Linked DNA regions of Homo sapiens: region 1 is linked to region 2. A link is a contact called in ENCODE Hi-C or POLR2A ChIA-PET data. All regions are on one chromosome and are shown on one strand. Each heading gives the region's core, a stretch centred on a gene start or an enhancer-like site at or near the end of the contact. The rest is flanking DNA. Distances are from core to core; before and after follow the strand shown.

What was found. Hi-C counts contacts between places; a loop is a spot of excess contacts on that map. ChIA-PET counts read pairs that join two places held with the same protein, here RNA polymerase II (POLR2A). Pooled maps may share reads with other maps.
Region 1: a loop to region 2 is called in a map of PC-3, with 9 times the contacts of the local background. The contact joins two enhancer-like sites. A Hi-C loop is called at or near these places in 3 of 168 maps with a recorded cell type or tissue (PC-3, Right ventricle myocardium inferior and esophagus muscularis mucosa) and 3 of 50 pooled maps. POLR2A ChIA-PET finds 5 or more read pairs at or near these places in 2 of 52 experiments (H1 and WTC11).

The regions. Positions count from the first base shown.
Region 1 is chr2:217,273,574-217,279,714 of GRCh38, reverse strand. No RefSeq gene overlaps it. Among named protein-coding and RNA genes, the nearest start is that of DIRC3-AS1, 6.1 kb to the left of the region's middle. Within about 2 kb of position 1,919, at least 8 of the 41 ENCODE cell types and tissues checked have a DNase peak (open chromatin) inside an H3K27ac peak, as active enhancers do.
Region 2 is chr2:217,430,177-217,436,106 of GRCh38, reverse strand. DIRC3 (disrupted in renal carcinoma 3) reads left to right here. Exons shown (of 13, transcript NR_186301.1): 4 at 1,991-2,159; 5 at 3,086-3,184. Among named protein-coding and RNA genes, the nearest start is that of DIRC3-AS1, 150 kb to the right of the region's middle. Within about 2 kb of position 1,851, at least 14 of the 41 ENCODE cell types and tissues checked have a DNase peak (open chromatin) inside an H3K27ac peak, as active enhancers do.

The sequences.
Region 1 (6,141 bases), core at 670-3,169, 160 kb after region 2:
GGTAAAGCATGTGCATGACCAAATCAGAAGGACAGCAAGTAGCCTTTGTGCTGGATCAGGGACTGGAGGTTTCTGCTGTACCACACATTAATGCTTTTGTTGCTGGATCTTGGGGCAATCCAGATGCAAGCTGGGTACAGGGCTGGAAAGTGAGTGGTCGTGTTTATTACAAGGCCTAAAATTTCATGTGCTGCCTTGACGTGTTTTAGCTTCACAGGACCCAAAAAGGCCTAACTGTGAATTCTCCTGGTCTTGTAACATATACCCCTTCACTCACCTCTCATGTAGACCAGCTGCACACCACGTGGCCTTCAACCTAGTGAATTTTAGTTCCCTGCAAGCCTACAAAAGTATTCAGACAAACCAACTACTTCCTCCAGTGGGAATCAGGGGGCACTTCACCCTCTTGTTACTGCAGAGTCGGCCTCCTACAGCCTCTGCTTGCTCACTCTATTCCCAAGTGCAATCTCCATGTGGCCCTGCAAGGCATTTGGCATCCTCCTCCTGTGAGCTGTGAGTAAATGTGACTACTAAACTGCTGTTAATCTCATCTGTCCATTGTTGGGTATCATGTTCAGCCATCTCATTCTGTGTAGGGTGGGGAATCTCTCCCTCACAAATGGGGTGAACAAGAAGTGATCAAAATGGGGTGTCACCCTGGGTTTTTGAAGCAGTGACTATTTACCAACCAGTAAAGAAGTAGTTCGGTCTTTTAACAATCAGCACATCTGTATTTGAACCAGTATGGTTGTGATGTGATTAGATCATTCATCAGGGTGGATCCCTTCTGAATGGCCTAGTACCATCCCTTTGGTGATAACTGAGTTGTGGCTCTGAGTTCATGCAAGATCTGGTTGTTGTTTAAAAGAGCATGGAACACTTGCCCTCTGACTCCACCCCTGCTTTTGCCATGTGATGCACCTGCACCCCCTTCACCTTCCACCATGATTTTAAACTTCTGGGGGCCCTCACCAGAAAAAGATGCTGGCACCATGCTTCCTATACAGCCTGTGGAACCATGAGCCAATTAAATCTCTTTTCTTTATAAATCACCCAGCCTCAGGTATCCCTTTATAGCCATACAAACAGATTAGCACAGAGCCCAGTAATTTATTCCTTATAGAGATGTCTAGAACAGTGCACTTTTAAACAAATGTGGTAGCCTCCCTAGTTCATTCTGTCCAGGCCACCGCTAAAGCATTGGGATCCGTTCAGCATTCCTAACTGAAGAGTGACAGTTTCCAATCCAAGAAATTTAGAGGAGAGGAGTAGCAGGAACTCCAAATCACATCACAACCATACTGGTTCAAAGAGCAAACTTGTCAAGTGCTTGGCTTCTAGCCCCACTCAGGAGTAATTATTTCAGTAAAAACAAATGGAACTTGCAAATAAAAGACATTGATATCATCATCATGATTAGTAACATTTTCAGATGTACTCACATTAACTCCTTGACATTGTTGTCGACTCTGAGGTAGGCGATGCAATTTTTATTTTTATTAACACACCAGCATCCTGCATTGTGTTACTGTGCCAAGTCACACATCAGAAAGATTCTGACTCCAGGTCTCCCATTAGGTGAATGTCCTCTTTCAACGAGGAAAAGCATCATCCCTGCTGGATGGACCTCTCTTTTTTAAACCAGCAGTCTGCTCAGTTTTAGTGAAATGCAGGGGTTTATACTGAAAGCAGGTGCTGAATTCCAAGTGAAGGCAGACATTGTCAACAGTGCTCTGACTAAGAGCTGGACAATGTGAAGCCTGTCCCAGGCTTTGGCACTAACCAGCTGTGGACACGTCATGCCTCTCACTGTAAAATGAAGAGTCTGCAAAGGATGACGTCTGAGGTGCCTTCCAGCCCTGCCATCCCGAGGTTATGATGGTGTGATGGGGTCAGGGCTGGTCCTGACTTCCCTTCCCAGTCAGCTGGTGAACGGGATGTGAGCTCACAGGGAGGAACACACAGGAAGGCTTTGGGTGGAGTGTGCCTTCTAACATACATTAGAATACAGAATAATCTCACATCTTCCCATAAGTTGTAGTGAGTCACCAGGGCGAGCTGTGGAGCATTTTTCTCTGGTGTCTTCCAAACTGTAGACTATTTCCCACATTTAAGACCTGTGAAAAAATAAAATAAAATAATTTATGTATACACCATGTGGGAAAAGCTGGGTGAAATAGGCACTGCCCACCCACCACTTACGGAAATGTATGCTGGAGCCATCTCATTGAAGGGCAATTGTCAACATCCATCAAAAGGACAAGCACATATTCCTCTGACTCCGCAATTCCTCATTACGATGGACTAAATGTTTACATTGCTTCATAACTCATGTGTTAAAATCCTAACCCCCAGGGTGATGGTGTTAGGAGCTAGGGACTCTGGGAGGTGATTGGGGGCTCTGAGCGAGGAGCCCTAGTGATTTGGATTAGTGCCCTTAATAAAAGAGGCCCCAGGGAGAGTGTCACCCCTCCACCACCTGAGGATACGGCAAGAAGGTTTACCAAACCCTGAATATGCTGGTGCATTGATCTTGAACTTCCCAGCCTCTAGAATTCTGAGGAATACATTTCTATTGTTTACAAGCCACTCAGTTTATGATATTTTGTTACATCAGCCCTAATGGATTAAGACACTCATCCTGGAAATTATCTGACATTATACCAACATACAAATTATGTCACTCAAATAAATGACTGGATAAATAAATAAATGGGGGAGAAAAGACAAATCTCTTATGCAAAAAGTTTTCAAATAATTTGTGCAGTTATTCTTAAGGAGATAGAGCATAAATCCCACTTCTGAAGTGTAGACTGTACCTAGTGCCTTCCTTCCAAAGAGTGTGCAAAGAGAGAAAAAAAAGTAACTTCATAGTGAAGAAACCTAGCAAACACCTTCAGTCAGGTGATCAAGGTTAATATCCAGTGGTAAGTCATACTGACAGCATGTACCTTTGATACGAAAAATGGCAGTTTACCTCTGTGTGAACCCATAACCTTAGTCTAACGGTGTGAAAACCTCAGGACAATCCCAGCCAAGGAGCATTCTACAAAATACCTGACAGCATTCCTCAAATTTGTCAAGGTCATCAAAAACAAGGAAAATCTGATAAACTGTTAGAGCCGAGAGACTCCTAAGGAGACGCAACAACTAAATGAACTGTAGTGTTGTGGAAGTAATCTTGCAACAGGAAAATGACATGAGGTAAATACAAAGAACATCTGAGTAAAGTACAAACTTTCATTAAATATAATGTGTCAATATTGGCTTATTAATTGCAACAAATGCACCTTACTAATGTTAAGCTATTATTATTAGAGGAACGTGGTGTGTGTGTGTGTGTGTGTGTGTGTAGGGGGTTAATAGGAACTCTCTATTCTACTTTTGCAATTTTTTATAAATTTAAAGCTATTCTAAAACAGAAGGTTTACTTAAAACAAAAGCCAGTGTAGAGCAATATGCTTTGCATATTCGCTCTTGTATTTTTTAAAAGGAATAATAAGAGACAGAAAATAAACCTCTCTGGAAAAAATACGCAAAACTAGAAAGGAACTGAATACATAAGGCTTTTTACAGTATTCCCTTTTGTATATTCTGAATATTATTCTGTGGGGATATATTATCTATTGTGTAAAAGTTACATGTGAAAATTAATAAAGATCTCAATTAAAAAACCATCCCTTATACTGGCACAAAGAGAGAGGTAATGACCTCAGAGACTCCGTACAGACTCAGGGTTGTGAACCTAACTGTGGTACTCCAATCCAGTGGACTCTCACAGATGAGAGGGTAACTAGGAAGATGTGTCCATATGGCAGGTGCTTTACGCAAAAGAAAATCAGCACAGAGAGTAAGTTGTCAGAAAAGGTCACAGAGCTTCAGAGCTTTCATGAGATCAAGACATATAGGCCTGAGCATCTGGAGAAGGGAGTTGAGGGACCAGAGGGAAGGAGCAAGGTGAGATTTAAAACAACCAGACTACAGCCAGTGCAGCTGGTCCAGATGGTCCCTACCTGTTCAAGCTTCCTCAGGCTCCTGTCCCCAGGAAGGGATGTGATGAGAGTGTTAATTGAAAATAAGGACTTGGATGCAGAAAAAGAAAATGCCTCAAACCTTTGCTCAGTCCTTAACCCAGGGGGCTGTGAGAGGCATTAAGGGAGTTTCATGGGCTTCTTTTGTTTATTGTTTTATATGTACAGAAAGATTTCTATTCCTTTTGTATTACTATTCTTTCTGTTGAACTAGTTTTCCATTTTATGTGCTCCAGCCTAAGAAGCCCTAGTTTGGAGAATTCTGCAGACAGTCATATTCCTTTCACTATCCACACCGTATATTTGGGCCCTGATTAATTAAGTACTCAACTACATCTGTGCACTTTCCTGCATTGTTCTCTAGAGAAAGCAAAGTGTGAGTCTGGTGCCCTAGACATAATCAACAAACTCCTTGGGGAGGAAGCGTGTCTTGTACATCTCGTACATCCTGCAGCCAGCTCAGGGGTGGGTTAACAACTATTTCATTATTCTAGATCAACCTCTTCTCGGTCGGTTCCCCAACTTCTGTGTTAATGTTGTATCTTATAGCTGAGCAGAGCACACAATTTATTGTCCCCAAACAGGACATTGAAAATGAAAGTGTGATGGTATTAATAATACTGTAGGACATCAGGCATAAACTCGGATTGTCCTAGGACAAACCAGAATGTAGGTCGAGCCCATGTGTAACATTTACTGTGCCCAGGGGAGGAGTACAAAAGGAGGCCCATCTATCACGTCTAAATATGTAAAAGCTCTATAGGAAGCTAAGGAAGTATTAAATAAATATGTACTGTCCTCCTGCCACAATATGGTGGCTTGTGGTAAGCTGGCTGTAGTCCCAGCCTCCGGCCCCATGATCCTGGGTTACCCCCTCTCTTTTTCCTCCCCAGGCATCTTCCCACGTCATGGAGGGCCTGGCAGGCTCATGTGTAGACAAACTGGCTCACATTCCAAGCTCTGTTTTGGCTCCCCTGAAATAGCTGCTCCATGGCCACCCACTGAGTGGGAGGCAGGGTCCTTCCTTGGGAAAGGAATTTTGGGGTACCATGTACCCAGAATATAGTCTAGAAGGTGGAGCGCCAGCTCTGGATGGACATGACCCTATAATCTGGTAGGTTGCTCATGCTCTGGGGAAGGGCATGACCAGAGGAGGGCCAGAGTGGTACCTCCAGATTGTGGGACCCATCAGAGAACTCCTTTTGCCTGATGTTATGAACTTAGTGGTATCCCCCCAAAATCCATAGGTTGAAGCTATAATCCTCAAAGGGGTTATAATAAAAAATAGGGCCTTTAATGGGGTAATTTTAAAAAGTTAAATGAGGTCATAAGAATGGAGCCCTAATCCCATGGGACTGATGTCCTTACAGCAAGAGGAAAAGATACCAGAGATTCATACTCCCTCTCTCTCTTTTTCTCTCTCTACACATGTACAGAGAAAAGGCCATGTTAGGACATAGCCAGAGGTGGCTATTTATGAACCAAGGAGAGAGGTCAGCAGAACCTAACCCTGCTGATACCTTGATCCTGGGCTTCCTTCCAGCCTTCACAACTGTGAGAAAACACATTTCTGTTGTTTAAGGTCCCTTGTGTGTGGTGTTTTGTTATGGCTGCCTAAGGAAATTAATGCAACTGGGAATAAGTATGGTCCTGTGCATCGTCACGTTGATTTTAAATGGGCTCTGAGTGCCTTCCAAGTGTTATGAAACTGAGAGAAAGGGCCCTTGAAAAGGAAGGCATAGATCAAGAAAAGAAGGGTGAGAGGTAAAGAAAAAAGGCCATAGGTTCTGGAGCACAGTACATTGTCAGGAAGATTGGGGCCCATGGAGCCTCCTTCATTCATTCCTGCATTCATTTAACAAGCATGTGCTACATTCCCACTTGTGCCAGGCATTGTGCAGGGCAGTGGAAATGCAGTTTGAAGTATTAGGTTGCTGTTAAAAAAAAAATGGCAAGAACTGAAATTACCTTTGCACCAACCTAATAGAAAAGGCCTCTGCTCTGTATGGACCTGCTTTCTAGTGGGATTCACTGGGTGGTGCGGTCAGGATGGCCCAGTAAGTCCTACAGAGGTGGATGAGCAGTGTCCTTTTGGAAAAGCGTGCTGGTC
Region 2 (5,930 bases), core at 602-3,101:
AGATAAGTGAACATGACCTTTGAAGTGGTTAGAAAAACACAGCAATCACACTAGCATACATAGACCCTTGAGGCTGGCTGGGAGCCCTGTACAAAAAATAAAAATAATAAATAATAAAGGCTGCTTTCTGGCTGAGAAGGGAAGGGAAGAGTGAGGATTGTCAACAGTATGGGGGTAACAACTCCACAGGTTCTGCAAGTTTTTCTCTCTGAAAAAGAGGACTCTTGACTTTTCCTGCTTTGCTTTTAATTTCAAAACAGCACACATACTTTCATCTCCCACAGGATGTTCCTAGGAGCAATAACGCCAGGGATGAATTTCTTCCCATCACATGAGCAGGATGGCACAATGAAGATGCCCCCGGGAAAGACCCTCCTATTTTTTTCTAATTCAGAAAAAGCAGAAGAATAATATGATACACATATCCCCTGCTCATATTTAAAATGTTCACTTTTTGTCACTTAGGCTTCAGATAGTATATCTCACAGTTAAAATTGAAAACCATTTTGTTCCTCCTCTCCATCCTAGTCTTGCTTCTTTCTCTCCAGCGATGACCACTGTCAGTAATTTGATATATACTATTCCGGTCCATGTTTTTATTAGCTCATTACAGATTTTATATATCAGATAATAGATGGTATTGCTTTGTAGTTGTAAAATTTTGGCTGAATAATACACTGCATGAATTGTTTTGCAATTTGTTTCCAGTAAACAATATGTTTTTGAACTGTATATTTTCTTGCATATAGATACAATCCCTTCCTTTTTTTTTTTTTTTTTTTTCCTGAGATGGAGCCTCGCTCTGTCGCCCAGGCTGGAGTGCAGTGGCATGATCTCAGCTCACTGCAACATCTGCCTCCCAGGTTCAAGCAATTCTCCTGCCTCAACCTCCTGAGTTGCTGGGACTACAGGCACACGTCACCATGCCAGGCTAATTTTTGTATTTTTAGTAGAGACGGGGTTTCACCATGTTGGCCAGGCTGGTCTTGAACTTCTGGCCTCAGGTGATCCTCCCGCCTTGGTGTCCCAGAGTGCCGGGATTACAGGTATGAGCCACCACAACTGGCCAGTCCCTTCATTTTAAACTGCATTTAAGTACTCAGTTTGTGAATACAAATATCTATTAATTCCTCACTAAAAAATATTCGTTTTTCAATCTTTTCTCCCAGGGTTTTATTTTTAATAATAGGAACAATTGGCTCTACCTAATACTTCAATTTCAGCCCAAAATTGGCCAGAAGACATCGTTGCCTTAGAGCAGCCTGTCTTCCAGTTGACACTGAACTGCTGTCGACCGGAAGATGGTTGAGAGTCCACATGTGCCCCCAAATAGTTGCAGACTGTGTGTGCAGGGCCTGATTCTGTTCTCTTCTCTGGAAAATGGGATCGTAACTGTTTCTATCTTCTTGGGCTGTATGAGGGATTGGTGGTGTGGAGCTTGTACCACAGTGTCAAGCAGACACCCCTGTTCATGCTAATACATACAGTATTTAATGCCTGGTATAGACCTAGACCCCTGACTCCCTGGCCAGTTGTTTTTCAAAGACACTCCCTGCCTGTGTTACCACTGTTGGTAAGACCATGTCTCAAAGAGTTAATCATCTGGAAGACAGAAATCTAACCACAAGAGGCAGAGGCAGTAGGCTGTAGAGTTAAGTGGCAGGCTCACAACCCCAAGTGCTGTCAGTACTCACAGCTTCTTCACGCCAGCAGCTGTCTGTACTCTGGATTGTTTTGAGCGTGTCTTTGCAGGGCTTGCTTGTGCCTGCCAAGTTCAGCTGCCTGCAGAAGCACAGCTCAGAGCCGTCCCTATAGGCCTAGTCCTTGCACAGGTCTGGCCAATCAGAGCTCTGTTACCAGGCAGAGCCTCTCTCTCCAGCTCTGGTCACTGTCAGCCTAGCTGTCCAGGCACCCTTCTGCAATTTTCGTTTGAATTGATTTTTTTAAAAGCACCTGATATACACTTTTCTTCTTATTCTTCTCCTTCTAGTCCTCTATTCAAGGCCCTACCACAGAGACACACAGGAACGGAACTCAGAATCACAAACAAAGAAACTTTGATCCAAGAAAGAAAATGATCTTTAAAAAGACCCTCGTTTCATGCTGGCCGATGCTGAGAAAATCTGCTCTGAAGGATATTTGGAGACACTGATTAAAAGGTAGTACCATCACCACATATTTAACTTCCCCCTCTTTTTCCTCTGCTTCTAGGAGTAGAGAAACCAACAAAACCAACCGGAGAGAGATGGTTTCAAACAATCTGTCCCCCACCCCACCACTATTCACACCTTTCACAAGGGCCCAGCCACAAAGCCAGTGCAACATGACATCAATCATCAGCAAAGTGGAGGTGACAGACCCTGCCTTTCCCCTCTTATGGCATATTTGCTCATCTTCTCTCTTCCCCACTCCTCTCTGATAAGAGAAAGGACGAAAGCAAGGCAAGCGCATTCCTGAGCGGGAGCTGCAAGCGCCCAGGCTCATGACTACTGAGGAGCACACTGGAAGGGGAGAAAAGGAGGGGGGAAGATTGAGGGACCAAGATGGCGGGATAAAATGCTGTGGATGGAAGGGCAAGTTCTCCTGGGGTAGGAAGTATGAGGGGTCAGGGAGTTTGGGATGCCAAAGAACAGGAGAAGATTGAAAGTTTAATAAGCAACCTTGACATATGCTATGGCACATCCTAAAATGTTAGAAGAGATGTGAGTACAGGTTGGAATACCGGTATACCCATGCTGTTTTGAATTCAGTAATGCTTTGATACTGAGACATGCCCCACAGCTTTCTAAGCATTACACTTACTTATACTGCATTTTTAAAGCAGTTTTATAAGAACATATGTAAGTAGATCAGTACCATTAAAATGGGGTTAATTTTTTTTCCAAGTCACAATGGTGTAGGGCAGGTTGTGGTGGGAGGATTAATTATCTAGAAATCTGGCTAAAGCTAATTATGAAACTGTTATTGCTAAGAGAAAGGGGGAATTAGGCAGAAAGCCAGTCTACCTTGCTTCAAATGGATTTTCTCTAGATATCTGATCCTCTCAGTCTCTTCCTTAACCTCTCCTTCTCTTCCCCCTTTCTAGATGGTTGTCCCAGTGGAGGGGGATTCTTCGTGTTACGTAGATAGGAAGCACGATGCAAAAGTGTTGAAGCAGGAGTGTAAAGAATAATTAAAACACCTGGTGAGTTCTAATTTTATTTTTGAAGAACATAGCTTCTAAACAAGTGTAAAATACAAGCCATGGCCCTAAAAGCCAGGGTCTAATGAGTTAAAAAATGTCGTGGTTCCCATATCTTAAAGTTTTGCAACTCCTCCCCCTACCCCAAACAAAAAGAATCCTTTTAGGAATGAATATTTCATGTGTTAAAGTGACATTTTTTATATTAGGATTTTTTAAAGGTTCCTAATAATCTTTTTCTTAGTCTAAATTCAGGCAAACTTAATACTTTTGATTTTAAAAAGTAAACAGCAGTAAGATCTCATTTTTAGAAAGTTATGCCTATCAGTATACATTGAGAGATCACAGGAACAATTCTTACGTAAAAGTAACAAGAGTGGTCTTAATGATGGAATACTGGAGTGATTTTTTAAACTTTTTTGTACTTTCCAGCTTGAATAATTTAAAAAACAAAACTATATATTGTTTTATACAGGTAGAACATAAATTTTTTTAAAGGAAAAGAGATTAGGCAATCAGTTGCTTGAGAAGTAATTGAATGCCAAATATTAGGTTGGTGCAAAAGTAATGGTGTTTTTTGCCATTGAAAGGAATGGCAAAAATCGCAAATTACTTTTGCACCAAACTAATACTTTTTCCTGTAGATTTCATGAGGTTTCCTCTGTGTGTGTGTGTGTGTATCTGTGGGGGTGTGTGAGAGAGAGAGAGATAGGGAGAGAGAGAGAAAGAGGGTAGCAGTGCCTCAGTACATCTATTCCCAGGAGACATTTTGTGATATCTGAGTTCTAAGGAATGAGGACCAGACAAAAGGGGCAAAAGCAGTAAGAGGAAAAATGGAGATCAGGAAAACTGGCCATGACTCAGCAAAAACACAGTGACATTTTCAGAAACCCAAAGCCTCAGACATTACAAAGTCGCCCACACCCCTTACTTCTGAAGAGAGTTGTCCTGGCCCTCCCCATTTCAGGTGGGCTCCAGCCTAGGCTGAGTAAGCATTGCGAGCGAGGAGTGAGGAGGCAGGTGGGTGGATTGTCCCTTAAGGTGCAAGGAGGAAACAAGTGCCCTGTCTGTGGCTGATTGAACTGGGGAGGACCAGAGACCGGAAGGTATTCTCAATAGCCAGTATTTCTCAGAAACAGCGGAAGTCTCCCAGACAAAGCAGACGGGTTGGCATCCCTTTCTTGAGAGTCAGTAAGAGGGAAAGGACTGAGGCAGGCCTAGCCAACATACCAGGGACAGTGGTGAAATTTCGAGAATCTGGAGGGTCTGCCAGCTGTGCTTCCCACAGCAGCTTTCAATGCCTGCCCCTGAAAAGCTGGCATATACCTGGCTGCCAAACCATAAAGGGACATACCTAGAGTGAAGGACCAACTGCCCTTAAATTCACTGCCTTGTGCCAGCTCCTAAGTTACTGTAGGGATCTGTGTGGGTCTGGCCCCTCTTCATGGGCCCTGGGACCCTTCAGAAATCTATTCTTGTGCTTGGCATCCCATCTTATCTTCTCCTTGCTCTGCTGTTAGGTGATGGGTGAACCTATCAACACCCTATCTCATGTCACCAAGTACTCAGATTCAAAATTGAAATCCAGTTCCTACTAGATCACTAGCCCTCCTCTTTTACTTCAATTTCTCATAGCCTACAAAGAAAAGAAGAAACAACACATACGAACAAAAGATCAATTAAAAAAAACAGAGGAGAGATTTCCTGGCATTGGGCTGGGGGCACAGCAGGAAATTCTAGCCACACAAACGATTCTCCATGGCCAGAGAGTTATGCATCATGACCCTTGGGTTGAGCAACCCTAATGCAATACCAGGGTGTTAAAGGGCTGGAACTCTCTTGCCCTCTGGTAGGTCAGTTCTTAGCTGTAATATAATTTTACAGATGAAAAATTCCAGAGAGCAGTGACTTGCTCTGTGTTACACAATGAGACATAAATACAACGTACAGCAGCCACATAGGCCTAGTACTAATTATTTGACATCCTAAGACCTTTCCTTTATTGTCTGAAGTGGCTTAGCTGAGATGAATATCCAGCATGTCATTACAGCGGGAAGCCAGGCCAGCAGACTTCATTGTCCTCAATTCTGTCTCAGTTACACTAAGCTTTCCTACCCCATTACCTAAGTTTTGAGATGTAAAGTGGAAAGACACATTTAGTCGACATTGTACCAAGACAGAAGGTAGAAATTCGTCATGCTTGTGCCTCCCAGGTCTCAGGGTGCCTGATCTGTTTTCCTCTCGGCCCAGGCTTATCTTCAGGGCCACTTTCTCTTTCTTTCTTCGACATCAAATATCAACCCAGCCCCTTTGTATATCGCAACAGCGATTTAGTGGACACTCTAGCTGACTGATTTTGTTCCATTACAAAATGAGTTTCCTGCCAGAATAGAGGGGGAGATTATATAGACAGACATACATTTACAAACACAAAAGTAATGTGGAAGGGTGATATGGAGGCACTTTCAAAATGGCAGGACCTGCCTCCAGGCCATGGCAGCTTCTGCCCACAGCCCAGAGAGGCCACTCATATGCTGTGAAAGTAAAGGCATTACCTCGTCGCCTTGTCACCACCTGAGTGATCCATGAATGGCTGTTCTCTCCTCACTACAGGTGAACTTGGTCAGGACAAGAAGCTCCAAAGGCTTAGTCAAATTCTTTGTTGGTACTACCCTACTTTACTCGGTCGTATTATATAAAGCTGTTTAGCCAGGCCCTTGCTTCATACATTCCATGTCGCTGAGCAAGA